Linked DNA regions of Homo sapiens: region 1 is linked to region 2. The links are chromatin loops, found by intact Hi-C in ENCODE. Cell type or tissue: heart right ventricle. All regions are shown on one strand.

Evidence for each region. Peaks named below come from ENCODE experiments on the same cell type or tissue, not always from the same donor. Only the 100,000 strongest peaks of a DNase experiment are listed, where the experiment ranks them.
Region 1: a loop joins it to region 2, with 6 times the contacts of the local background. A loop is called at or near these places in 29 of 110 quality-filtered maps.

Annotation. Positions count from the first base shown.
Region 1 is chrX:68,937,869-68,940,368 of GRCh38, reverse strand. No RefSeq gene overlaps it. Among named protein-coding and RNA genes, the nearest start is that of EFNB1, 110 kb to the right of the region's middle. In heart right ventricle, no CTCF peak of the experiment used is centred here; no DNase peak of the experiment used is centred here; H3K27ac peaks cover 1,417 bases.
Region 2 is chrX:68,997,062-68,999,561 of GRCh38, reverse strand. No RefSeq gene overlaps it. Among named protein-coding and RNA genes, the nearest start is that of PJA1, 170 kb to the left of the region's middle. In heart right ventricle, no CTCF peak of the experiment used is centred here; a DNase peak (open chromatin) is centred at 1,431; H3K27ac peaks cover 997 bases.

The DNA of each region.
Region 1 (2,500 bases), 59 kb after region 2:
TGGTCAGCCTAGGGCATGTGGCAGGCACGGGGCCCCCTGGCTGCCCCAAAAGAGGGTAGAGAATTAGATGCTGGTCAGGAAGAAGAGGACCCACTGATGAGACCTTAAGGTGGGAAGAACTTGGCCATTACTGTGAGAAAGAAGAGTGGGCCATTGGTGAGGACAACCAGGGAGAAGGACGCATGTGAGAAAGAAGGCTATCCATGCGGGCTTGAGGGCTGTGAGGCCTCAGACACTGAGCCCGTGTCATGCGGGCAGAGAGTACCATCAATATCTGCAGCTGTCAAAACTCTCAACTCAGCAAAAACCCGACTCAGACTTCAGGTCACCCACAAGGGCATAGCTGACAATTCTCTGTGGCAGGTGGGGAAGAATCGGCCAACTTCAGACACTGGTCAACTCAAGTTCTGACCTCAGGAGAAGCAGAAGGTGGGAGAAAGAAAGGGAGAGAGGCCATCGGCCTTTTGGGGTTGCCATCTGGCTCAAGCGGTCCACAGACAGTTGACTCAAACCCCATAATTGACATATTTACATGTGACTTATGCCAAAAGACATAAATGAACTCCCCCGTCCCACCCCACCCAAGCTGTACATGGATAGCCTCATGGCTGAGCTCCAATTCTATGCCCCCAGCCACCCCTGAACCTCTGAATACTTTGGCCCTGGTGTCCCCAATGAGAAAATCCCCTGAGGTGGGTGCTAATTCAGTCTCCAGGGATTAAGCCTCCCCTCCCTCCCTCCTGGACCGAGCTAATAACACCCACACATATCCACTGCTTTGCACTTCCCAAAGAATGATCTCATTGGAATCTCATAACAACCCTGCAAGGCTGGCAAAGCAGGGATGATTATCCCTATTTTCAGATGAGGAAACTGAGGCCTAGAAAAGTTAAGCAATTACCAGGGTCACACCATTAGCAAGTCCTCCAACTCCAAATCCAGCACCCAAGTTAAGAAGGGATGCATGGCCCCTTTAATCTTAAAATGTGGATGTCGCCAGTCTCATGGAGGATGTGGGGAGGAGCCTCAGATGGCAGAGCAAGTGAGATGAGAAGGGTCTGTGCCCAGGTAGAAGCCTGGTAAGAGGATTAAGCTATGTTTACTCTCCCCTAAAAGGGATGGGGGTAAGGGAGGAAGAAAATGAATATTTCTTGAATATCTACTAGGTGCCAAGTAGTGTATTAGACGCCTTACATACATTATCTCATTTAATCCTTCTAAAACTCTGTGAGGTCAGTTCCCATTTTACAGAGGGAGAAACTGAGGCTCAGAGAATGGCCTTGCTAGGCCTAAAGTCACACAGTGTGTAAGTAATGGAGTTATGACTTGGCCCTGCTTCTCACTCTAAAGCCTATGTTATTTGGGCAAGATTCTGTGTCCCCTTCCTTGACATGTGACCATCTGCCTTGGTACCCATCCAGTTGCTGCAGGAAGCTTGTCCCTGGTGGGGCTTTAGTGAGTGGCCTTCAGAAATCAGGAAACTGAGAAGAGGGAGGGGAAAGGGGAACTGCGGGGGAGGTAAGAGCTCCAAGAGTTTGTGGGAGAAACCAGATTCCTCCCGGGAATTGTGAGCAGTGTCCCCTCCCTCTTTCCTTCCTCTCCCCCTCCCTCTTACCACAGCCTGGCTGGGGCAGGAAAGCCATGTCCCTGAAGGGCGGCCTCTTGGCAGATGCAAAGCTGGAGGCAGAACCACAAAGGCCCACATCCTGGGTCACCTCCCACTCAGAACCACAAAGAATCTGGACAAGAACTCTAACATTTCTCTAAACTGCCAGAATGCATTGCCTCTTCTCTTCCCTGCCCTTCTTTTCTCATCTCCTCACCCATTAGCCTCAGAGGTGGAACCCCAGGTTTCAGCAGACAAATCCACTTTCTTTTTCTGCCTAGCAAGCAAAAGAATCAGACTCCTGAAACTGGTCCTAATCTACAGAGCTCATTATGTTCACCCCCTGCCTTTAGGCATGAGTCATACAGGCCAGTGGGGGTCTCTGTCTTGTTTTAAGCCACCTCAAAGGTAGGACATTCCACGGCCATTCTCAGGTAACTTTTCAGTGTTGCATTCTTTACCATCAGGAGGCTCTTTGTAATTTTTAACTTTATTTCCTAATGCCAATTCTTTCCTGTTTTGACTTTAGTGGAAATGGGGGAATGATACTACCTAAATTATGACTTTCCCAACAACAAACGAAACCAGAGAACCCAACTACTCTTCTAGACACCAGCAGCTGCACTATGTCTTTATTGATTGGCTCAATTGTCTAATTCATCAGAAAAAGTGAAAGATGGAAAGTAAAGTAAAGCTAAGATGGAGAGTATTGCCAGAAAAATATTTAAATAAAAGTAAGGTAGAAGATACAGACCCAGTGAGTAGATCTATTGGTTTCTTGGCTATCATAATTATCACCATGTTTAATTGCTCCAGTCTTTATCATAACCATTACTATTACCACTCCCACGATCATCTCTATCCCTATCACCATTTTTATTGCTATCACATGAC
Region 2 (2,500 bases):
CACCTGTGCCTGCGGGTATGTTCTGAGGCTAAGGATTGCTCTCTAGGGCTTTGGCTGAATAGGCAAATCAGACGTGTCCACCCATCTCCACCCCTCTCCTCCTCCCACCGTCAGGCTTAATTCCTTGCTCCCTTCTTTAGACTTCCACTGCACTGTTCGTCCATCCATCCATCCATCCATCCATCCATCCATCCATTCATTCAGTGCCAAGTAATCACCAGATACTGTTGTAGGCACTGGAGGTACAGCGGTAAACCAAACAGGCAAAAGTCCCTGCCTTCACAGAGATGACAGTCTAAGCCTAGGCTTCAAGAGCAGGCAGGGACCTGGCAGCAGGTTGAGGTGGAGCTGGGCTAAGAAAAGTATTTCTATATTGGGACATGCTGAACGTCTTATTCTTACTGTAGAAGAGTGGTTGCCACAGCTCATTGTGAAGTTGGGGGAGAATAGAAATAAAGCAGACTAGAGCAGAAAGAATAGAATAGAAAGCGACTATGGTAGCAATTAGCTCTCTCCACCTTCACTGCCACTCTGGTGTGAGGCACCTACCACCTCTCACCTGGATTACTGTCTTAGCCTCCTAATTGGTCCCCTGCTTCCCTCTTTGGCCCTTCCCACTTCCGTCTGTTTTCAGGACAGCAGCTAAAGTGATCCTGTTACAACCTGCTTAGGTTTAGCCCTTGTCACTTCTGTTGCTCAAAACCCTGCCCTTGGCCCCACATGGCAGTCAGGGTAAACGCCAAAGCCTTAGCATGGCTTACCAAGTCCCATCTACTTTCACACTTGTTTCCTCTTGAAATTAATCTACTCCTCCTCTCCCCTTCAGTATTCCCGCTTCAGCCTGCTTGGCCTCTTTTTTCTACTTTAATACACCAAACACCCCTCCCGCCTCAAGGCCATTGCACTTGGTTATTCCCTCTGCTTGGAGTGCTCTTCCTCCAAATTCTCCACATGGCTTTCTCCACCTGCTCTAGGTGTTTACTTCCATTTCACTTGTTCAGGGAGGCCTTCCCTTACACTCTATTTTGCATTGCTCCTCCACCCTGGCACCATATTCACCCTTCTCACTTGTTGTTTTCTTTTTCTCCATAGTGCTTCTCACCATCCCATAGACTCCCCATAGTATCTGTCCTGCTTACTGTCTGTCTGCCTTCACTAAAATGGGAGCTCCATGAGAGCAAGGATTTTTGTCTATTTCACTTACTGCTGTGTTCTCATCACTTAGTCTAGGCACATAGTTGGTGCTCAATAAATATTTGTCAAATGAATGAATGAATGAATGAATGAATGAATGAGGAAGGTCATGTTGGCCAGTAGTATTGAAACTTTGTTTTAGCAGCAAAAGCCAGGTTTGTCTGACTCCACCAGGCCTTTTTGCTCCCCCACCGCCCCCCCTCCACCCTTGCTTCTTGGCAGGGAGAAGGGCTGGGAGGGAGAAGAAATTCTGGGCCTGCTCCCAAGTGGGAAGTTCTCTCCTGTCCAGGGAAATCCTCAGCGGCCTCATGCAGATGACTACTTTCCAGCTGGAGGTTCTGAGACTGTGAGATTATGTTTTCAAAATGGAAATAATTTTGTTGCTTGTTTTCTTTTAATTAGAAAAGTAGTGAAGGCTCATAGTAAATCATTATGGGGTGCTTCAGAAATATGAATGGGTTCCCTTCTCTAGCCCTGATGCTCCAAGACCTCCTCTCCCCGGCACTGCCTACCTGCATTTCTTTCCTTAACAACTAGATCAGGGATCTCTTTCCTTGTCAGGACTGAAAAAGCCACATTGTTGTTTTTAATGGTGACTGTGTATGAATATGCCATAATTCATGTAAGCAAGCTGTTTTTCACTATAATAGACACCATGGCAATGAACATCCTGGTACATACATCTTTGCTCTCTTGACCCATTATTTCCTTAGGATGAATTCCCAGAAGTGCAATTGCTGGGTCACTCGGGCTCCCTGCTGGAAGACGCCTGATACTATTGTCCAAATGTGGGAGGACTTAAATTCTACAGGGATTGGAGCGACCCTCTGCCCTGTATTTCCCAAACCCAGCTCTCTTGCCTCTCTCCACTCCTTCATCTAAGGGAGCCCATGGAGGACAGTGGTAAAACACTCATAAAACACTTATCAGGGATGGATTATTGTATATGGTATACCAGGCACTGTTCTAGACACTTTCCACATATCAACTCATTTAATCCTCATAACAATCTTAAGAGTACATACCATCATTAGCCTCACTTTACAGACAAGGAAACTGGGGCTATGGGAGGTGAAGTAACTTGCCCAAGATCACACAGCTGGCAGGGAACAGGTGGTAGAATCAAAGCCAGGTAGCCGTACACCAGAGCCTAGACTCTTTTTTTAAGACAGAGTCTTGCTCTATTGCCCAGGTTGGAGTGCAGTGGTGTGATCTCAGCTCAATGCAACCTCTACCTCTTGGGTTCAAGTGATTCTTCTGCCTCAGCTTCCCGAGTAGCTGGGATTACAGGCGTGTGCCACCACGT